Linked DNA regions of Homo sapiens: region 2 is linked to region 1. Evidence: read pairs that join two places in POLR2A ChIA-PET (ENCODE). Cell type or tissue: Caco-2. All regions are shown on one strand. Links, peaks and the distances in the headings refer to the core of each region. The heading gives the core; the rest is flanking DNA. Region 1 holds the start of NOP53-AS1 (NOP53 antisense RNA 1). Region 2 has its middle 8.3 kb from the start of SAE1.

What was found. Peaks named below come from ENCODE experiments on the same cell type or tissue, not always from the same donor. Only the 100,000 strongest peaks of a DNase experiment are listed, where the experiment ranks them.
Region 2: POLR2A ChIA-PET joins it to region 1 with 6 read pairs; 1 of 35 experiments calls an interaction of 5 or more read pairs at or near these places.

Annotation. Positions count from the first base shown.
Region 1 is chr19:47,760,706-47,772,583 of GRCh38, reverse strand. It overlaps NOP53-AS1 (NOP53 antisense RNA 1), which reads left to right and starts at 3,744. Exons shown (of 3, transcript NR_132382.1): 1 at 3,744-3,962; 2 at 5,765-5,843. RefSeq lists silencers at 5,136-5,396, 6,138-6,432. In Caco-2, for the core only: a CTCF peak has its summit at 6,530 (motif pointing left); DNase peaks (open chromatin) are centred at 6,493, 6,903 and 8,267.
Region 2 is chr19:47,116,582-47,128,459 of GRCh38, reverse strand. No RefSeq gene overlaps it. Among named protein-coding and RNA genes, the nearest start is that of SAE1, 8.3 kb to the left of the region's middle. In Caco-2, for the core only: a CTCF peak has its summit at 3,065 (motif pointing right); DNase peaks (open chromatin) are centred at 3,129 and 5,828.

The DNA.
Region 1 (11,878 bases), core at 3,859-8,858:
TCTCACTCTGTCGCCCAGGCTGGAGTGCAGTGGTGCGATCTCAGCTCACTGCAACCTCCGCCTCCTGGGTTCAAGTGATTCTCCTGCCTCAGCCTCCCGAGTAGCTGGGATTACACGCGCCCACCACCACGCCTGGCTAATTTTTGTATTTTTAGTAGAGACGGGGTTTCACCATGATGGCCAGGCTGGTCTCGAACTCCTGACCTCAAGTGATCCACCTGCCTCGGCCTCCCAAAGTGCTGGGATTACAGGTGTGAGCCACTGCACCCGGCCTAGCATAACGTTTTTGAGGTTCACACACATTGTAGCACGTATCCACCTCACAGTTTTTGCATTTACTGTGCCCTCTGCCTGGAACAGTTTTCCTTCAGATAATTGCCAGTTTCTCTCCTCGCTTCCTTCATATCTTTGCTCAAATGTCACTTTTCTTTTCTTTTCTTTTTCTTTCTTTTTTTTTTTTTTTTGAGATGGAGTTTTGCTCTTGTTGCCTGGAGTGCTGGACAACAAGGCTGGAGTGTAGTGGCACAATCTCAGCTCACTGCAACCTCCGCCTCCCGGGTTCAAGCGATTCTCCTGCCTCAGCCTCCTTAGTATCTGGGATTACAGGTGCCTGCCACCACACTCAGCTAATTTTTATAAAAGTAGAGACGGGGTTTCACCATGTTGGCCAGGCTGGTCTCGAACTCCTGACCTCAGATGATCTGCCCGCCTCAGCCTCCCACCAAGTGCTGGGATTACAGGCCTGAGCCACCATGCCTGGCCAAAATGTCACTTTTCACTGTGACCTCCCCTGACATCCTATTTAAAACTGCAACCCCTCCCCCAACATTCTGTGCCCCCTCTTCCTCATGGCCCTCGTCACCTCTGACATTCTATGTATCTTACCAATAATGATTTTGGTTTTTTTTTTTTGAGACAGAGTCTTGCTCTGTTGCCCAGACTGGAGTACAGTCGCATGATCATGGCTCACTGCAACCTCGACCTCCTGGGCTCAGGTGATCCTTCCAACTCAGCCTCCCAGGTAGCTGAGACTACAGGTGCACATCACCATGCCTGGCTAATTTTTGTATTTTTTTCACAAAGATGGAGTCTCACTATGTTGCCCAGGCCAGCGTGAAATTCCTGGGCTCACGTGATCCACCAGCCCTGGCCTCCCAAAATGCTGGAATTACAGGCATGAGCCACCACGCCCAGCCTAAGCATGATTTTTTCATGTTCTGTTCCATCTCTCCCTACTGGAATGTGCACCTCGAGTTTTTCTTTTTGGTTCTCTTTCCTGGTATGTGCCCAGAAACTAAACAGTGAGTGGCACGTGACAAGCACTCAAATCCTTGTCAGATAAATGCATCTTTAGGAAAATATTTAGTAAGTTTACTGTTGGCTGAATGCAGTGGTTCAGGCCTGTAATCCCAGCACTTTGGGAGACTAAGGTGGGTGGATCACCTGAGGTCAGGAGTTCGAGACCAGCCTGGCCAACATGGTGAAACCCTGTCTCTACTAAAAATACAAAAATTAGCTAGGCGTGGCGGTGTATGCCTGTAATCCCAGCTACTAGGGAAGCTGAGGCACGAGAATGGCTTGAACCCGAAGGCGGAGGTTGCAGTGAACTGAGATTGTGCCACTGCACTCCAGCCTGGGCGACAACAGCAAGACTCTGTCTCAAAAAAAAAAAAAAAAAAAAAAACCTTACTGTTGAGTCGCTTATATTAATGAATACAATTTCGAACATTATTCATTTTCACAAAAACCATCTATAAAACCACAAGGCGAGGCTGAGGCAGAAGAATTGCTTGAACCTGAGAGGCGGAGGTTTCAGTGAGTCGAGATCGCGCCACTGCACTCCAGCCCGGGTGACAGAGCGAGATTCTGTCTCAACAACAACAACAAAAAAACCACATGGCACTTATCTGAATGTTCACAAACATTTAAAACAATTAAATCATGTAAAAACCGTATGTGAAACAGGAAAGCAAACTCGGTCATTTGTTAGCACCAACCAAGGAAATTCTTATCTCACTCTCCCTGCGATAACTCCCCTCTCTCTCTCTGGGCCAGCACCAGGTGCTTGGAATTCAGGCATGTTGGTGGGGAGGGGGTGTCTGTTTAATTTCCTGCTCAAATAAGCCTTTGTACCTCCTTAAAGGGAAAAGGCATATTTCAGATTTAAAATTTTTTTTTAAGTAGGGCTTATAGGCTCTTCTTCCACTGGGTGCAGAATTTTCCAAAGACCCACTGAGTTCCCGTCAGGCCTCTTCAGTTTGCCAGGAACATAGGCACACTGAAATTTGTATTGTACCACAATACAAATGCATACGGTGCGAGGCGGGAATCTGGTATAATTTATTCTGGTCAATACGGTACTCAAAGTAGCCATCCCGTTATTTGTGTGCTGGCTACACAAAGGTATACGGTATCTGCAGGTGTCTGGGAGCATTCTGCAGTGCAGGTGACTTCCTCAAATGCCACCTTCTCAGTGAGGTCTTTTTTCTTTTAAAAATATATTTTTTACATAAATCTTCAGATGTACAGATCAGCAAATTTTCCATATGTATAATATCATTTAACCACCCCAGATCAAGATATGGATCATTTCCAGTTCCCCAAGTTTTTCTCACACATCCTCCCAGTTAATTCCCTCATAAGGGTCACCACTGGCCTGACTTATTTCACCATAGATCAGTTTGGCCTGTTCTCAAACTTCATATAAACGTAATCACATACTGTGTACTCTTTATGTCTGGATTCTTTCCCTTGACATTATGTCTATGGCGGGTGGATGGATGGATGATGGATGGATGGATGGATGGATGGATGGATGATGGATGGATGGATGGATGGATGGATGGATGGATGATGGATGGATGATTGATGGATGGATGATGGATGGATGGATAGATGATGGATGGATGGATGGATGATTGATGGATGGATCAACGGATGCACAAGTGGATGAGTGCATGAATAATTGGATGGATGAGTGGGTGGATGGATGGATGGATGGATGGATGGATGGATGGATGAGTGGATGCTAAACCTAATGATTTTTTTTTTTTTTGAGACGGAGTCTCGCTCTGTTGCCCAGGCTGGAGTGCAATGGCGTGATCTCAGCTCACTGCAACTTCCGCCTCCCGGGTTCAAGCGATTCTCCCGTCTCAGCCTCCCGAGTAGCTGGGATTACAGGTGCCCGCTACTACGCCCGGCTAATTTTTGTATTTTTAGTAGAGATGGGGTTTCACCATGTTAGGCTGGTCTCAAACTCCTGACCTCAAGTGATCTGCCCGCCTCAGCCTCCCAAAGTGCTGGGATTACAAGCGTGAGCCACCATGCCCGGCCTAAACCAAATGGTTTTAGCAGCCATTGATGATGGTTGCCCATGGATGGATGGATGAGTGGATGGATGGATGAATGAATAAATGGATGGATGGATGAGTGGATTAGTGAATGGATGAGTGGATGAATAGTGGATTATGAGTGGCTGGATGAATAAGTGGATGGATGGATGGATGGATGAATAAATGGATGGATGGATGAGTGGACAGATGGGTGGGCAGTTGGGTGGATAAATGGGTTGATGGGCAAGTAGGTGAGTGGACAGGAGTCTAGCCAGGTGAGGTTTCCTCCCAGAAGGAAGACCACTGATATGACATCCTGTCCTTCACACCCACCTTCTTTCTCCTCTCTCCTACTACCCTCAGTCCCTCCTGCTGTTCAATGCTCCCTGGACACCAGCAGCAACTGCGCCTGCCTGGTGGTTCACATCTAGCTGGAGCTCCAGCTAGTGGGCAGGGAGACATAGTGCTGCTCCCAGCAGCCACGCTGCAGCTCCATGCCCACTGGGAAAACACCTAGAAAGACAGCTGGGCCTTCAAGCCAGAGGCAACAAGAGGCTCCAAAAATCAACTGCAAGGAGGTGGCAGCCCTAAGTAGACACCTGCTGGAATTCTGGAATTCAGGATGTCCAGGTAACCAGAGCATCTCTGCCCACCTGGGGCTTCAGATGGCCTGGATTCCAGTCTAGTCACGGCAGTGCCTTCTACCCTCCTCAATATCTGTGTCTTGACGTGGAAGTAATCACTCAGTTTTTTGGTTGGTTGTTTTTTTGGAGACAGAGTCTCGCTCTGTCACCCAGGCTGGAGTGCAGTGGCATGATCTTGGCTCACTGCAACCTCTGCTGCCCGGGTTCAAGTAATTCTTCTGCCTCAGCCTCCCTCAGCCTCCCAAATAGCTGGGACTACAGGCACATGCCACCACACCTGGCTAATTTTTGTATTTTTAGTACAGACAGAGTTTTACCACATTGGCCAGGCTGGTCTTGAATTCCTGACCTCGTGATCCACCCGCCTTGGCCTCTCAAAGTGCTGGGATTACAGGCGTGAGCCTCTGTGCCCAGCCAATCACTCAGCTTTTTAAATGACATTCATTTGTTGAAGAAAGCAGGTTGATTGGGTTTCCTACTGTCTAGATTTGACTGGTTTCACTCTGTGGTGTCATCTAACATGCTCCTCTGTCCCTAGTATATTCTATAAACTGGGAGTTAAATCTAGACTCTACTGGCCAGGTGCCATGGTTCACACCTGTAATCCCAGCACTTTGGGAGGCTGAGACGGGCCTATCACTTGAGGCCAAGAGTTTGGGACCAGCCTGGCCAACAGGGTGAAACCCTGTCTCTACTAAAAATAGAAAAATTAGCCAGGCGTGGTGGCGGGCGCCTGTAATCCCAGCTACTCCAGAGGCTGAGGCAGGAGAATCACTTGAACCTGGGAGGTGGAGATTGCAGTGAGCAGAGATCACGCCACTGCACTCCAGCCTGGGTGACAGAGCAAGACTCCGTCTCAAAAAAAAAAAAAAAAAAAAAGAAAAGGAATTGATTGTGGTCCTTTTTCTTTCCTTTTCTTCTGAGCTCCTTATATAGTAAAAATCACACAGCACTTGGCAATGTGCTGGGCACTGCTGTCAGCATTTACAGCATAAATAAAGTAATAGGTATTACCTCATTTAACGATAGACACTAGTATTCTCTCTCTTGAGGCTCAGAGAGGTTAACTTCCTCAAAGACACACAGCTGGTAAGGGATGGAGCCAAGATGTGATTCCAGGAGCTTGGCTCCAGAGTCCATGCTACTAACCAATGCCCTGTATCACCTGCATCAGCAGGCGTTGATTAAGCACCTTCTGCATACAAGGTTCACATGACCCCTAATAGTTAAAGATGTTTAGGATGTCAGAGGAGAAGCTGTAGTTCCCTGTTCATGGAGTTCAGATGGGAATAATCGGACTGAGAAGACTTGAAACCAACCCCCCAGCTTTTAGGTGGGGAGCCCGGTATTGCTCTTGATTCTACTTCACGTGGGTGGGGTGGGGAGAAGGGTGCAATTCAGGCTGACTTTCTGGAGTAGAGGGGCTTGAGGACAAAGGGGCAGGAACCCAGTGGGCCAGGGAGAGGGGCCCAAGGCTGATGTGCCAACAAGAGGAGGGGTGAGGCGGCCAGACTTGAACGCCAGACTCAAGGTTTGGATGGACTCCCGCCAGTGACAGGGGCAGAAGCGAAGCCTGGGGAAAGCAGCTGAGATGGGGGAGGGGACATCAGGGCATGTTTCAGGTAAGTTCTGCTCATAAGTGTCTGAAGCCGAGTTGTGACTGGCTTAAGCACTTCGCTCGTGTAATGGAAAAGCCTAAGGGAGGGCTTCAGGCACAGCTGGATCCAGATGTTCTGACGTCATCTCCCTGAGTCTGTCTCCCTCTATCTCTCGTCTCTCCTTCCTTAGGTTCCCTACTACCTCTGGTGACTCACAGGACTGGAAGCCCAGAACCTCTATGTGGAATCCTAGACCACCACAGCTTTGGGTATGTGACACCCTGAAATTCTGTCCCTGGAGGGGGAAACATTCCTTCAGCCCCTAGGGGTTCTAGGTAAGGTCCCAGACTGGCAATGGGAGAAAAGACAGGTGGGTGGTTGTTAGGGGTGAAGCCTGACACCCTTGCTCACTGAAAAGCGGCAAGGGTTTGACAGATCTGTCTCAGCAACTTCTCGCCCTGCCCCCACCATGGCAGACACATGGCCCTAATGGCCAGGGACCCCTGTCCGCCTCCAGGCCCACTGCCAGAATCCACACCCTTCCCTCCTGCTCACCCTCTACCTTAAACCCCCCGTCTCCCACTCTCCAGGTCAGGAACCCCTGCTGGCTCCCGCTCCCCAACTCCAGTGGGCCGCAGTCCCGGTCAGGGCCAGTGTGGAGGCCTTTGTAACCAGTGTGAGCCACTCAAGTCTCACCAACTGACCCCCAAGCCACAGCCCCTAGACCTCCAGAAGGCCCCCTGGACAGACCTAGGAAGCGGTCTCCATGGACCTGCTCCTGCCCATTCAGAAAGCAGCACTAACCCGCTGGCCCTCCCAGGGTCTAGCTGTCACCCTGCCTGCTGCAGTGTGACCCCTTGAGGGATCCTGAGCAGGAGTGACAGGAGAGCTAGGGCCGCTTGGGACCTCCCAGACTGTCTGGTTCCTGGCACAGGCTCAAGGCGCCTCCTGGCGGCCACTGTCTCCCACGTCCAGATTCTCCTTGAACTTGGGCGGCCCTGCATTTGATGGTCACACAGGATCAGGGAGTGGGGGCATTATTGATCACGCAGGACCATGGTGGTGCTATGAGGTTGCTCCCAGCCCTGAACACCCCCTCCCCGGGCAGTTCTCAGCAATGGATACCCTGCCCCGGCCTCCTGGCTGACCCTCCTAGGGTGCCTTCCAGCCTTGTGTGGGCAGGCTGGGGAGTAGCTCATCCGCAGCCCCGATTCTCTCCCACACCCTCCCCGCCACCTCTGCTCAGTGCCCTGTGCTGGTCCCCACCCCCCACCTTTTTCTCCTTCCCCCAGACCTCCCTGCCTTTCACCTGTCACCTTTGGTCTACGTGCAACTCCTACCCAGTCCCACTGCCTCAAATGCCACAAACCCACACGCTGACCACACATCTCTCCCTGCCAGGTCCCCAGAGCTCTGGTTCCTGTGTCCGCCAGCTCAGCAACATCGCCGTTCACAAGCCAAACGGGAAGCTCAGGCCTAATCCAGCCAAAGCCTCATCTGAATTTCTCTGCCCCAAAACCTACTCTCACTTGAGTTGTGTCTACCCATTAACATGGATTTTTTTTTTTCTTTTTTCTTTTTTGAGACAGAGTCTCGCTCTGTCCCCCAGGCTGGAGTGCAGTGGTGGGATCTCAGCTCACTGCAACCTCTGCCTCCCGCGTTCAAGTGATTCTCCTGCCTCAGCCTCCTGAGCAGCTGGGATTACGGGCGCCCACCACCACGTCCAGCTAATTTTTGTATTTTTAATAGAGGCAGGGTTTCACCATGTTGGCCAGGAGTCCTCTGACCTCAAGTGATCCACCCCCCTCAGCCTCCCAAAGTGCTGGGATTACAGGCGTGAGCGTGAGCCACCACGCCCAGCCTTTTTTTAAAAAAAAAAAAAAAATAGAGACAGGAGTCTGAGCAAGATGGCTCATGCCTTTAATTCGGTCCTTGGGAGGCTGAGGCAAGAGGATCACTTGAGTCTAGGAGTTTGAGACCAGCCTGGGCAACATGGGGAGACCCCATCTCCACTAAAATAACAAAAATTAGCCAGGCATAATGGCATGCACCTGTGGTCCCAGCTACTTGGGGGGCTGAGGTGGGGGGATCACCAGAGCCTGGGGAGGTGGAGCTTGCAGTGAACCATGATCGCACCACTGCACTCCAGCCTGGGCAACAGAGCAAGACCCTGTCTCCAAAAAAAAAAAAAAAAAAAAAAAAAAAAAAAACTGTAATGCATGATTGTCTCTAGCACCTAAATAGAAACCACTCCAGGTATCTTACAGGGAATTGAGTGCTTACAAAATCATGGGAAGCTGGCCGGGCGCGGTGGCTCACACCTGTAATCCCAGCATTTTGGGAGGCCGAGGCGGGCGGATCACGAGGTCAGGAAATCGAGACCATCCTGGCTAACACAGTAAAACCCTGTCTCTACTAAAAAAAATTGAAAAAATTAGCCGGGCACGGTGGCGGGCGCCTGTGGTCCCAGCTACTCGGGAGGCTGAGGCAGAATGGCGTGAACCAGGGAAGCAGAGCTTGCAGTGAGCTGAGATCACGCCACTGCACTCCAGCCTGGGTGACAGAGCAAGACTCCGTCTCAAAAAAAAAAAAAATCATGGGAAGCGGAAGCAGCAGCTCTAGGCCAAGCCCTCAGAAATGACACCCAGGACAGCACTGAACTGACCCAGCAGGGGCACTGCTGTCTCCAGTTCCGCTGCTGGAACTGCTCGGTTCAAGGACGCCAGGTCCAGCTGCAATTCCGGGATCACTCCTGCCGTCCACGCCTCACAGGGTGTCTCTAATTGTTGGCACCGAATTCTCATCCAGAATCCCAGCTGCTGAGGTGTCTGGGAAATACAGATGTTGCTTCTAACCTCTGATGAAAGGATGGAGGGAGGTCAGCCCTGCCCACCCAGCACCCACCACCACGAAGAGCGTGGGAGCACGTGGAGAGGACACAGAAAAGCAGATCTAAGGAAGAAAATAAAAATCCGCCAGGCAGGGCGTGGTGGCTCACACCTGTAATCCCAGCACTCTGGGAGGCCGAGGCGGGTAGATCACCTGAGGTCAGGAGTTCGAGAACAGCCTGGCCAACATGGCAAAACCCAGTCTTTACCAAAAAGACAAAAATTAGCCAGGCGTGGTGACACATGCCTATAATCCCAGCTACTCGGGAGGCTAAGGCAGGAGAATCGCTTGAACCCGGGAGGCAGAGGTTGCAGTGAGCCGAGATGGTGCCACTGCACTCCAGCCTGGGGGACAGAGCAAGATTCTATCTCAAAAACAAAAACAAAGGAAGAATCCTGTCGATTCCTTTTTTTTCAAGTTTGCTCCATTACAGAAAATTTGGGGCCTGGCTCAATGGCTCACATCTGTAATCCCAGCACTTTGGGAGGCCGAGGTGGGTGGATCACTTGGGGTCAGGAGTTTGAGACCAGCCTGGGCAACATGGCAAAACCCTGTCTCTACTAAAAATACAAAAAGAAAAAAATTAGCCAGGCATGGTGGCGTGGGCCTGTAAGTCTCAGCTACTCAGGAGGCTGAGTTTAGGGGATCACTTAAGCCCAGGAGGTTGAGGCTGCAGTGAGCTGAGACAGAGCCACTGTGCTCCAGAATGAGACCCTTTCTCAAAAAAAAAAAAAAAAATTGGAAATGCTGGAAAAAAGAGTAAGAAGGAGTCCTCTGAAATCCTCCCACTCAAGAGACTTTTGGCATGGGGGTTTGTCTGATGAACGCCAGTGTGGACGGCAGCAGATCCTGTTTGCTTTTTCCCACAAAGTATCCAAACACAAACACCTCCCAGTGGCTGCAGGCACTTCCGACCCCTCAGTTAATGGCCACAGAGGTGGCGTCCATGTGGCCAGGGCCCGCCCCATGTCCATGACCACGTTTCCTCCCATTCTGCAGAACGTTCTCAAGGACCGGCCTGTGCAAAATGCTCTTCCCCAACTTCCGGCTGTTTCTGTAGGCCACGTTCCCAAGCGTGCAATCACTGCGTCAAAGGGTCAGAGCATTTGGGAGGAGCCTCTGGCACAAATTGCAAGTTTCTGCATCTTTTTAAAATCATCTTCCCCTACCCTAACATTGTTATAACAGCAAATGCTCACCTAGAGCTTCCCCTGTGCCAGGGCCTGTTCCGATCGCTTTCCGTGCAGACTCACTCATCCTTGTAATAACCCACAGCAAGATAAGCACTATTGTTATGTCCATTTTACAGATATGACACTGAGGCACAGAGAGGTTGAGTAACCTGCACAACATCACACAGCCAGTATGTAACAGAGCGGGTCTGAAATCAGGACACGGACTCCACCATGCTCTTCACAACCCCATACTGCTGCCTACAGATGGTCTCCATGGTTTGTTTTTGTTTTTGTTTTTGTTTTTTAAAGAGACAGGGTGGCGGAGATTACAGTGAGCCAGGATCGCATCATTGCACTCCAGCCTGGGTGACAGAGCGAGACTCAAAAAGGAAAAAAAATAGACAGGGTCTCACTCTGTTGCCCAGGCTAGAGTGTAGTGGCACGATCACCGTTTACTGCAGCCTCAAACTCCTGGACTCAAGAGATCCTCCCACCTCAGCCTCCTGAGTAGCTGAGACTATGGGCACATGCCATTATGCCCAGCTCATTTTTTTTTTCTTTTAGAGATGGGGTCTTGCTATGTTGCCCAGGCTGGTCTCACTCCTGGCCTCAAGCAATCCTCCCAACTCAGCCTCCTGAAGGGCTGGGATGACAGGAGCAAGCCACTACATTCGTCTGGTCTCCATCCTTCTAAAAAGCAAAGTCATACCCATGCCACAAGCTTTTTGTTTTGTTTTGTCTTGTTTTTGAGATGGAGTGTCACTCTGTTGCCCAGGCTGGAGTGCAATGGTATGATCTCGGCTCACTGCAATCTCCGCCTCCTGGGTTCAAGCCATTCTCCTGCCTCAGCCTCCTGAGTAGCTGGGATTACAGGCACCTGCCACCACGCCTGGGTAATTTTTGTGTTTTTAGTAGAGATGGGGTTTCACCATGTTGTCCAGGCTGGTCTCGAATTCCTGACCTCAGGTGAGCCACCCACCTCAGCCTCCCAAAATGCTGGGATTACAGGCGTGAGTCACTGTACCTGGCTGATGCCTGAGGCTTTTATAATCTGGAGGACCCGCTTTAGGAAAAATAATACCAAGTTACAGACTCAAAAGCAGGTGCAGGGCCATGATAGAAACCTGTGCCATTACATGGCCCCGAAACCCCAATGTGCCATTTCCCTATTAGGACACTTTCAGTTAAAGTCAAGGGAATTTTTCTGTGCATACCCCCATACCCCACCACCTAGATTCTGCCCTTAACATTTCAGTGCTTTTGTTTTATGGGGCATCTGTTCATTAATCCACCTTGTTTTACGTTTTTTTTTTCTTTTTCTTTTTTTGAGACAGAGTTTCACTCTTGTTGCCCAGGCTGGAGTATAATGGCGTGATCTCAGCTCACTGCAACCTCCGCCTCCGGGGTTCAAGTAATTCTCCTGCCTCAGCCTCCCAAGTAGCCTAGCCGGGATTACAGACGCCCTGCCACTACACCCAGCTAACTTTTGCTATTTTTAGTAGAGATGGGGTTTCACCATGTTGGCCAGGCTGGTCTCAAACTCCTGACCCTCAGGTGATCCGCCTGCCTCCCAAAGTGCTGGGATTACAGGCATGAGCCACCGCGCCAGGCCTGTTTTACATTTTTCAAAGGAAACTGCAGACATTAGTGAAATTCGGCTTGTAAATTGTTAGCCAGAGTTCTGTATTTTGTTTTAGTCTCGCTGTCACCCAGGATGGAGCACAGTGGCATCATTATACTATGCTGCAGCCTCCACCTCCTGGGCTCCAGCCTCAGCCTCCCGAGTAGCAAGGACTACAGGAGCACAACACCATGACTAAATAATTTAAAACTTTTTTTTTTTTGAGACAGGGTCTCACTGTGTCACCCAGGCTGAAAGGCAGTAGATTTTGGCTCCCTGCAACCTCAACCTCCAAAGCTCAGCTGATCATCCCACCTCAGCCACCTGAGTAGCTGGGACTACATGGCACACACCACCATACCTGGCTAATTTTTTCCATCTTTTGTAGAAACCAGTGGGATTTTGCCATGGTGCCCAGGCTGGTCTTGAACTCCTGGACTCAAGCAATCCACCCACCTCAACCTCCTAAAGTGCTAGGATTACAAGTGCCACTGCACCGGCCTAAAAAATGTTTTTCTAGAGATGGAGTATCGCTGTGTTGCCCAGGGTGGTCTCCAATTCCTGGCCTCAAGCAATCCTCCTGCCTGGGCCTCCCAAAGTGACAAGATTACAGGCGTGA
Region 2 (11,878 bases), core at 3,058-8,057, 640 kb after region 1:
CTGAATTCCAGCAAAACAGCTGATACCAACCAGTGTGAAGACCCCGCAGAGGAACCAAATCGACAGGAGAATAGAGTTTCTTCAACTCCCTGTTTCATTACTTCACCCTGCACACTTCAACCAACCAATGACCTCCACACTTCAACCCACTCCAAAACCCTTAAAAAGCCCCGAACTCCCTGGGGAAGTGGATTCGTGGTTCCTTCCATCTCCTCTCTTGGTTTTCAGTGGCCCCTATGATTAAACCTCTTTCTCTGCTGCAACCTGGGGTCTCCTACTATTGACTTGCTGCAAGCATTGGGGGGAAGGACCTATTATGATGGAAAAGCTTTCAATAGGCCAGGCACTGTGGCTCATGTCTGTAATCCCAACACTTTGAGAGGATCACTTGAGGCCAGGAGTTTGAGGCTGTCAAACACAGCCAGACCCCGTCTCTACAAAAAAATATAAAAATTAGGCCGGGCACAGTGACTCATACCTGTAATCCCAGCACTTTGGGAGGCATGGACGGGAGGATCACCTGAGGTCAGGAGTTAGAGACCAGCCTGGCCAACATGGTGAAACCCCATCTCTACTCAAAATACAAAAATTAGCCGAGTGTGGTGGTGTGCGCCTGTGATCCCAGCTACCCAGGAGGCTGAAGGCGGAGAATCACTTGAACCCGGGAGGTGGAGTTTGTAGTGAGTGGAGATCTTGCCATTGCACTCTAGCCTGGGCAACAGAGCGAGACTCTGTCACAAAAATAAATAAATAAATAAAATAAAGATTAAAAATTAAAGTTCTGATTCCAAAGTTTTTTGCACTTTGGTGTGCCACTTCCTAATCTCCGGGGAAAATGCCAGTTACAAGATCAAATAACCACTTTGTGCAGGAAACGACATTTAGAATTCAGAGAATGACCCAGCTGCAAAGGGCTGTGTCAAGTATCTTTTAGATAAGCCTCTGAAAATAAAGTGCTGTTTAGTTGCCTTATATTATTAAAGGAAAATGTACATGGATTATAGAAAGAAAAATAGAGGCCAGGCACGGTGGCTCATGCCTGTAATACCAGCACTTTGGGAGGCCGAGGCGGGCGGATCACCTGAGGTCGGGAGTTCGAGACCATCCTGACCAAAGTGGAGAAACCCCATCTCTACTAAAAATACAAAATTTTAGGCATGGTGCCGCATGCCTGTAATCCCAGCTACTTGGGAGGCTGAGGCAGGAGAATCGCTTGAACCTGAGAGGTGGAGGTTGCAGTGATCCGAGATTGTGCCATTGCACTCCAGCCTGGGCAACAAGAGCAAAACTCTGTCTCAAAAGAAAGAAAGAAAGTAATCCTGGGCTGGGCGCGGTGGCTCACGCCTGTAATCCCAGGACTTTGGGAGGTCAAGGTGGGTGGATCACAAGGTCAGGAGTTCGAGACCAGCCTGGCCAATATGGTGAAACCCGGTCTCTACTAAAAATACAAAAAAATTAGCCAGGCGTGGTGGCACATGCCTGTAATCCCAGCTACTCGGGAGGCTGAGGCAGGAGAATTGCTTGAATCCGGGAGGCAGAGGTTGCAGTGAGCTGAGATCGCGCCACTGCACCCCGGTCTGGGTGACAGAGCGAGACTCTGTCTCAAAAAAAAAAACAAAAACAAAACAAAAAAGAAAGTAATCCTGAAGGTCCATGGCATATAGTAATTCGTAATTGGTTAGGGAGTGACCCAGTGACCCAGGTTCTTACCTGTGACTATGCCATAACTCTTGTAAAATGATCACTTTGTTGGCCAGGCGCGGTGGCTCACGCGTGTAATCCCAGCACTTTGGGAGGCAGAGGCGGGCGGATCATGAGGTCAGGAGATCGAGACCATCCTGGCTAACACGGTGAAACCCCGTGTCTACTAAAAATACAAAAAATTAGCTGGGCATGGTGGCGGGTGCCTGTAGTCCCAGCTACTCGGGAGGCTGAGGCAGGAAAATGGTATGAACCCAGGAGGCAGAGCTTGCACTGAGCCAAGATAGCGCCACTGCACTCCGGCCTGGGCAAAAGAGCGAGACTCCGTCTCAACAAAAAAAAAAGAAAAGAAAAAGAGCCCTGAAAATAAAGCTAATTGCTGCATAAATTATTTTCTCCTGTACTTGCAGACTCATTGAAGGTCTAAAAGTGTCTCCCTTTCCTCTCTTCACTTCTACTTTTTATAGTTTCTGGGAAAAATTAAATGTGATGGTATAGTCTCATGTTTGGAAATATGCATCCTTTTAAAAAAACATTTTTATTGGCTGGGCCCGGGGGCTCACACCTATAATCCCAGCACTTTGGGAGGCCGAGGCAGGTGGATCACAAGGTCAGGAGATTGAGACCATGCTGGTCAACATGGTGAAACCCTGTCTCTACTAAAAATACAAAAAAATTAGCTGGGTGTGGTGGCGCATACCTGTAGTCCCAGCTACTTGCGAGGCTGAGGCAGGAGAATGGGTTGAACCTGAGAGGTGGAGGTTGCAGTGAGCTGAGATTGCGCCACTGCACTCCAGCCTGGCAACAGGTCAAGACTCCCTCTCAAAAAAAAAAAAAAAAAGACATTTTTATTGAGGTGAAATTCACATAATATAAAATTAGGCAGCATTTTGAAGTGCACAATTTAGTGGCTTTTAGTACTTTCACCATATTATACAATCACCACCTCAATCTAGTTGCAAAACATTTTCACTATCCCAAGAGTGGTGGCATAAGTCTTAAATGGCCAGGAGTCAACTATGATTTTGCTATGTAAACAATTTCAAAAGAACTGGAATAGTTCAGTGTTACAGCTTAGCATAATTTAGTATAAACAGTCCTTTCCCCACTTTTTAAGTGCTATCTGAGCTTTATTCATTAGGTGATTATTAATTAGGAATGCTATATTGTAGAACATCTTGGCATGTCTGGTCCTTGTCCTCTAATCCCAGTAACAAACCCTTCACCATTGTGACGATGAAAAAAGGTAAGTTTCCAAATTCTCCCAAGGAAGCAATACTGTTCCCTTGAGAACCAGATGACAACCAAAAAACCAGTCGTTAATTTTCCTTAATAATTTCCAAAATGTCCTCTAGGGGGCAACATTATCCCTTGAGAACCAGGTAGACCAATCACTCCTCTTCCAGCCTGGATCTCAGGACCTCTCACCTCCTCAATGAATCTGCGATTGGATTAGCAAGGAAGAAAGGGAAAAAATGCTATGGGTTGGTGGTCAGCAGGTTCCAACAAAATGGAAATGCCTCTCTTTGGCCAATGGTCTCCTCCTTTGTTCTCCAGGCGTTGGTGCCAAATGGTAGTGCTTCTTCCACACTCTGGAGGAACTTCTCTGTGAATGCCTCCTCACTCACAGTGTAAATAACCCTCCCTAGAGCCATCCCAGGAACTGGAGAAAAAACAGGTCTTTCATCAGCATAATTACTGGCCGGTGGCAGTGGCTCACACCTGTAATCCCACCACTTTGGGAGGCCGACGTAGGAAAATCAATGAAGGTCAGGTGGTCAAGACCAGACTGGGCAACATACGGAGACCCCCTTCTCTAGAAAAAAGAAAAAATTCTGGCTGGGCGTGGTGGCTCATGCCTGTAATCCCAGCACTTTGGGAGTCCGAGGCAGGCGGATCACGAGGTCAGGAGTTTGAGACCAGCCTGGACAATATGGTGAAACCCCATCTCTACTAAAAATACAAAATTGGCCGGGCGCGGTGGCTCAGGCCTGTAATCCCAGCACTTTGGGAAGCCGAGGCAGGCGGATCACAAGGTCAGGAGATTGAGACCATCGTGGCTAACACGGTGAAACCCCGTCTCTACTAAAATTACAAAAAAAAAAATTAGCCGGGCGTGGTGGCGGGTGCCTGTAGTCCCAGCTACTCGGGAGGCTGAGGCAGGAGAATGGCATGAAGCCAGAAGGCAGAGCTTGCAGCAAGCAGAGATAGCGCCACTGCACTCCAGCCTGGGCGACAGAGCGAGACTGCGTCACACACACACACAAAATTAGCCGGGTATTGGGCCAGGCGCGGTGGCTCACACCTGTAATCCCAGCACTTTGGGAGGCTGAGGCAGGTGGATCATGAGGTCAGGAGATCGAGACCATCCTGGCTAACATGGTGAAACCCCGTCTCTACTAAAATACAAAAAAAAAAAAAAAAGAAAGAAAATTGGCCGGGAGTGGTGGCGGGTGCCTGTAATCCCAGCTACTCAGGAGGCTGAGGCAGGAGAATGGTGTGAACCCGGAACGCGGAGCTTGCAGTGAGCTGAGATCACACCACTGCACTCCAGCCTGGGCAACAGAGGGCAACTCCGTCTCCAAAAAAAAAAAAAAAAAAAATTATCAGGCATGGTGGTGTGCACCTGTGGTCTCAGCTACTTAGGAGGCTAAGGCTGGAGGATCACTTGAGCCAAGGAGGTGGAGGCTGCAGTGATCTGTGATTGTGCCACTGTACTCCAGCCTGGGCGACAGAGCAAGACCTTGTTTCATAATAATTAAATAATTATAATAATAATAATATCGATGTACCAAGAGCAGAAAGAAACAGGTACCATGGAAGTATTAGCTGACTTATGTGCATTTAAGGAAGTTCAATAAAAAAAAAAAAAATACAGAGACCTGCCAGCCCAGAGATATTTTGGAGGTCCGGGAGAAGAGTTTTGTTAGAATTTTGTTTTTTCCCTAAACACAGGGCAAGCTACTGAAACTTTCATCCCCTATACCCCCATCCTTTGATGGAAAAGGTGGTAAGAAAAAGCCCTTTGGAATTTTGGGGGCAGCTTGTATCATGGCCGGGAGACCTGCTCTCACTCATCAGCGAAGTGAACTGTAAGGCCGGTGGAGCCCAGAGCAAGAGGAGATTCTCTAGCCTGTCCAGGATGTGGTGCAAATGACTCTACCATTTAGGTCTTATAACCCAGCAGATGCACAAAATATGTGCGTGCAGTACAATACACTGTTCTTTTTTTTTTTTTTTTTTAAGGCAGAGTCTCACTCTGTCTCCCAGGCTGGAGTGCAGTGGCACAATTTCAGCTCACTGCAATCTCCACCTCCCAGGTTCAAGCGATTCTCACGCCTCAGCCTCCCGAGTAGCTGGGATTACAGGCATGCCCCATGACGCCCAGCTAAATTTTTTGTATTTTTAGTAGAAATGGATATTCACCATGTTGGTCAGGCTGGTCTCGAACTCCTGACCTCAAGTGATCTGCCCACCTAGGAATCCCAAAGTACTGGGATTACAGGCATGAGCCACCAGCCACCGTGCCTGGCCCCTGTCTTCTTTTATTATGGACATTTAAGCAGTTCCCAGTTAGGGGCATTTTTTGTTTGTTTGTTTGTTTTTGATAAGGAATCTGGCTGTGTCACCCAGGCTAGAGTGCAGTGGCACAATCTTGGCTGACTGCAACCTCCGCCTCCTGGATTCAAGCGATTCTCCTGCCTCAGCCTCCCGAGGAGCTGGGATTATAGGTGCCCACCACCACGTCCAGCTAATTTTTGTATTTTAGTAGAGACAGGGTCTGACATGTAGGTCAAGCTGGTCTCGAACTCCTGACCTCAAATGATCCGCCCTCCTTGGCCTCCCAAAGCGCTGGGATTCCGCATCTGGCCACTTAGGGGCTATTTCTTTTCTTTTCTGTTTTTTGTTTTGTTTTGTTTTGTTTTGTTTTCCAGCTCACTGCAACCTCCACCTCCTGGACTCAAGTGATCCTCCTCCCTCAACCTCCCAAGTAGCTGGGACTGCTGACGTGAGCCACCATGGTTTGTTAATTTTTTTATTCTTTGTAGAGACAGGGACTCACTATGTTGCCCTACTGGTCTCAAACCTCTAGGCTCAAGCAATCTTTCTGCCTCGGCCTCCCAAAATGCTGGGGTTACAAGCATGAGCCACTGTACACAGCGCAAAGTGGTTATTTAAAGTTGCAGCGGTGTCAGAGCATTCCAATCATTCCACATAATCATGTAATACCTAGTTTAGTCACACTGTGGAATACTATAGAGAAATGAGAATGAATGAAATATAACTACATGCCACAAACATAATGTGGAATGAAAGAAGCCAGACACAAAAGAGTACATATTATGGATTCCATTTTTATGAGAAAATTAAGACAAATTAAGAGAATATTTATGTATGTAGCTAGAAGTTAGAATGGTGATTGCTTTAGAAGGACCAGTGACTACATGGGAACAGGACGGGGACTCTGCTCTGCTTATAATTTTCTGTTTCTTGATTTAGCTGCTGGTTACATAGAATATTCACTTTGCGTAAATGTGTCAAGCTGCGTACCTGTGATTATATGCTTTTTCTGTACGTATGTTATTCTTCAATAAAAAATAGCCCGAGGCTGAGGTGGGCGGATTACCTGAGGTCAGGAGTTCCAGACCAGCCTGGCCAACATGTTGAAACCCTGTCTACTAGAAATACAAAAATTAGCCAGGTGTGGCAGTGGGCACCTATAGTCCCAGTTACTCAGGAGGTTGAGGTAGGAGAATCACTTGGAAGTGGGATGTGGAGGTTGCAGTGAGCCGATCCAGCCTGGGCCACAGAGCAAGACTGTCTCAAAACAAAAACAAAAACAAAAACAAAAACAGAAAACAACAAAAACCCCATAATAAAAATGAAATAAAACAGGGATATGTGTGTGTGTGTGTGTGTGTGTGTGTATATATATACACACACACACACACGTATACATTTTCTGTTTTTTTGAGACAGAGTCTTGCTCTGTCACTCAGGCTGGAGTGCAGTGGTACTATTTCGGCTCACTGCAACCTCCACTTCCTGGGTTCAAGTGATTCTGGTGCCTCAGCCTCCCAAGTAGCTGGGATTACAGGCATGAGCCATCGCACCTGGCTAAGAGTCATGTTTTTAACTTTTAAAATGTGTCCCTGGTCAGGCACAGTGGCTCATGCCTGTAATCCCAACACTTTGGGAGGCCGAGGCAGGCAGATCAGGAGGTCAGGAAATTGAGACCATCCTGGCCAAGATGGTGAAACCCCGTCTCTACTTAAATTACAAAAGTTAGCCAGGCGTGGCGGTGGGCACCTGTAATCCCAGCTACTCAGGAAGCTGAGGCAGGAGAATCGCTTGGACCCGGGAGGTGGAGGTTGCAGTGAGCCGAGATCCCACCACTGCACTCCAGCCTGGGCAACAGGGCGAGACTCTGTCTCAAAAAAAAAAAAAAAAAAAAGGCCAGGCGCAGTGTCTCACGCCTGTAATCCCAGCACTTTGGGAGGCCGAGGCGGGCAGATCACGAGGAGAGGAGATCGAGACCATCCTGGCTAACACGGTGAAACCCCGTCTCCACTAAAAATACAAAAAAAAAATTAGCCGGGTGTGGTGGCGGGCGCCTGTATTCCCAGCTACTCGGGAGGCTGAGGCAGGAGAACGGCATGAACCCGGGAGGCGGAGCTTGCAGTGAACCGAGATCCCACCACTGCACTCCAGCCTGGGCGACAGAGCAAGACGCTGTCTCAAAAAAAAAAAAAAATGTCCCCAGGCTGGGCGTGGTGGCTCATGCCAGTAATCCCAGAACTTTACGAGTCTGAGGAAGGCAGATCACTTGAGTTCAGGAGTTCAAGACCCGCCTGGGCAATATGGTGAAACTCCATCTCCACCAAAAATTCAAAAACAGCTGGGTGTGGTGGCACGACCTGTGGTCTCAGCTACTCATGAGGCTGAGGCAGGAGGACTGCTTGAGCCTAGGAGGTCCATGATGCAGTGAGCCATGATTGTGCCACTGTCCTCCAGCCTGGGTGACAGAATGAGACCCTGTCTCAAAGAACAAACAAACATGACTCATACAAAAACAGGGTGAGCAGATGTCAAAGGTGTTATTGAACTCATTAATGATGAAAGCAGCAGAAAAATAGAGATGGCTGAAAGAAGGAGCAGTGGATATTCTGGGGGGTGGGGGGGCTGGAAGGATGTTGCAATTATGTTGGGAAATTGGATACAAAACTGGCAAATTTCTTTCAGGCTTGTCTGTGATGCCAGACCAGTTATTACAAAGGAGATTCTTACACAAATTATTATCTAACTTTACTGAGTCTAGACACTAATCAACAGCTAAATAGTAAGTTAACTGGGTGCAGTGGCTCACACCTGTAATCCCAACACTTTGGGAGATTGAAGTGGGAGGATTGCTTGAGGTCAGGTGTTTGAGACCAACCTGGGCAATATAGGGAGACCTCATCCCTACGACAACACAAAAAAATTACCATGGTGGTGCACACCTGTAGTCCCAGCTACTCAGGAGACTGAGGCAGAAGGACTGTTTGAGCACAGGAGGTCAAGGTTGCAGTGAGCTATGATAGTGCCACTGCATGATAGCCTGGGGCACAGAGCAAGGCTCTGCTTGAAAATAAATAGTTGGCTGGGTGCGGTGGCTCACGCCTGTAATCCCAGCACTTTGGGAGGCTGAGGCGGGCGGATCACGAGGTCAGGAGATCGAGACCATCCTGGCTAACACGGTGAAACCCCGTCTCTACTAAAAATACAAAAAATTAGCCAGGTGTGGTGGCGGGCACCTGTAGTCCCAGCTACTCGGGAGGCTGAGGCAGGAGAATGGTGTGAACCCAGGAGGCAGAGCTTGCAGTGAGCCGAGATCTCGCCACTGCGCTTCAGCTTGGGCGACAGAGCAAGACTCAGTCTTGGGAAAAAAAAAAAAAGAAAATAAATAGTTACAAGAGCATCCAAAAAGTAGGGGAGTGGGAAAGGAACAGGAAATTGACAGAAAGTAGCGAAAATTGCCAGGTGCAGTGGCTCACGCCTATAATCCCAGCACTTTGGGAGGCTGAGGCGGGCCGATCACCTGAGGTCAGGAGTTCGAGACCAGCCTGGCCAACATGGTGAAACCCTGTCTCTACTAAAAGTACAAAAATTAGCTGGACGTGGTGGCAGGTGCCTGTAATCCTAGCTACCAAGAAGGCTGAGGCAGCAGAATCGCTTGAACCTGGGAGGCAGAAGTTGCAGTGAGCCAAGACTGTGCCATTGCATTCTAGCCTGGGCGACAAGAGCAAGACTCTGTGTCAAAAGAAAAAAAAAAAAAAAGAAAGTAGCTAAAGTCAAAACAATGGGCCGGGCACAGTGGCTCACGCCTGTAATCCTAAGACTCTGTGAGGCTCAAGTGGGAGGATCACTTGAGCTCAGGAGTAGTTCAAGACTAGCCTGGGCAACATGGTGAGACCCTGTTTCAAAAAAAAACCAGACAACATACACACACAAATTAGCTGGGTCTGGTTGCCCACGTATGCATTCTCAGCTACTTAGGGGGCTGAGGTAGGAAGATCACTTGAGCCAGGGAGGTCAAGGCTATAAGTGAGCCATGATTGTACCACTGCACTCCAGCCTGGATGACAGAGCGAGGCTCTGTCTCAGAAAAAAATAAAATTAAAAAAACAAAAAAAAGTCATGGGAGGCTGAAGCAGGATAATCGCTGGAACCAGGGAGGTAGAGGTGGCAGTGGGCCAAGATTGCACCACTGCACTCCAGCCTGGGCGACAAAGCAAGACTCCGTCTCAAAATAAATAAATAAATAGGCCGGCTGGGCGCAGTGGCTCACACCTGTAATCCCAGCACTTTGGGAGGCTGAGGCGGGTGGATCACCTGAGGTCAGGAGTTCGAAATTAGCCTGGCCAACATGGTGAAACCTCAGCTCTACTAAAAATAAAAAAAATTAAAAAAAAAAATGAGCTGGGAGTGGTGGCAGGCGCCTGTAATTCTAGCTACTGGGAAAGCTGAGGCAGGAGAATCGCTTGAACCCAGGATGCAGAGGTTGCAGTGAGCCGATATTGCACCATTGCACTCGACCCTGGGCGATAGAGTGAGATTCTGTCTCAAAAAAAGTAATAAAATAAATAAAATAAATAGGCTGGGCGCGGTGGCTCACGCCTGTAATTCCAGCACTTTGGGAGGCCGAGGCGGGGCGGGTCACTTGAGGTCGGGAATTCAAGACCAGCCTGGCCAACATGGTGAAACCCCATCTCTACTAAAAATACAAAAAATTTGGCCGGGCGCAGTGGCTCACGCCTGTAATCCCAACACTTTGGGAGGCAGAGGCGGGCGGATCGTGAGGTCAGGAGATCGAGACTGTCCTGGCTAATACAGTGAAACCCCGCCTCTACTAAAAATACAAAAAATTAGCCGGGCATGGTGATGGGCACCTGTAGTCCGAGCTACTCGGGAGGCTGAAGCAGGAGAACGGCGTGAACCCGGGAGGCGGAGCTTGCAGTGAGCCGAGATTGGCGGGGCGCAGTGACTCACGCCTGTAATCCCAGTACTTTGGGAGGCCGAGGCTGGCGGATCACAAGGTCAAGAAATGAAGACCATCCTGGCCAACATGGTGAAACCCTGTCTCTACCAAAAAGACAAAAATCAGCTGGGCGTGGTGGCACGTACCTGTAGTCCCAGCTACTCAGGAGGCTGAGGCAGGAAAATCGCTTGAACCTGGGGGGCGGAGGTTGTGGTGAGCCGAGATTGTCCAGCCTGGGCAACAAGAGTGAAACTCGGTCTCAAAAAAAAAAAAAAAAATTAGCTAGGCATTGTGCATGCCTGTAATCCCAGCTACTCCGGAGGCTGAGACAGCAGAATCGCTTGAACCTGGGAGGCGGAGGTTGCAGTGAGCCGAGATTGCACCACTGCACTCCAGCCTGGGAGACAGAGCGAGACTCTGTCTCAAAAACTAAAAAACTTGGCAGGGCACGGTGGGTCACACCTGTAATCCCAGCACTTTGGGAGGTCCAGGCAGGTGGATATAACCTGAGGTCAGGAGTTCTCGACCAGCCTGGACAACACGGTGAAACCCCATCTCTACTAAAATACAAAAAATTAGACAGGTGTGGTGGCGTGCGCGTGTAGTCCCAGCTACTCGGAAGGCTGAGGCAGGAAAATTGCTTGAATCTGGGAGGCAGAGGTTGCAGTGAGCCAAGATTACGACACTGCACTCCAGCCTGGGAGACACAGCGAGACTCTGTCTCAAAAACTAACTAAACAGGCAGGGCACGGTGGCTCACACCTGTAATCCCAGCACTTTGGGAGGCCGAGGCGAGCGAATCACAAGGTCACGAGTGTGAGACTGCAGGGCCAACATGGTGAAACCCCGTCTCTACTAAAAACACAAAAAATTAGTTGGGCATGGTGGTGGGCGCCTGTAATCCCAGCTACTTGGGAGGCTGAGGCAGGAGAATCACTTGAACCCTGGAGGCAGAGGTTGCAGTGAGCCGAGATTGTGCCACTGCTCTCCAGCCCGTGTGACAGTACGAGGCTCTGTCTCAAAAAAATAAAAATAAATAAATAAATAAATAAAAATAAAAAAGTCAGATGAAGTGTCAGAAGGGCTTGGCAGACAATGTTCCACAATGTTCCATCATGACACTGAAGAAGTACAGGGAATTCCTGCTTGGTGGGATTTTTGTTTTCCCCATTACTTAAAAGCAGATGGCCATCTAGAATTGTAGAATGGCCCCATTGAAACTACAGAGATGGGGCCCCTTCAGGACCATACCTTGAAAAGACAATGGCTGTCCTCTTAGATGTGGTCTATGTTCTCAATCAGTGATTTTGTCCATAACCCAGAATACATGAGGTCCAAAAATCAAGGTGTAAAGGAAGGAATGGCACCATCCACAATCGAACATAGTGAGCTACTTTGGTGTCCTTCCTTTCCATTCCTACAAACCTGAAGTATTAGTTCTTGGTGTGTTAAAGAAAACTTTTTGGACAACATAGCTATGAGCATGAGTGAACATTTTATTACAATCTTACATGCAAGGAAAAAAGGTCTCTTGTTGGCCAATTAAGATTCACTCTAATAGGGACATTTTATAGGAGAAGAGAATAATTATCTAACCATTAGATCTGAGATTGGATCCAGAAAGACGATAGTCAGGGTAAAGGTAACACAATTCTTGGC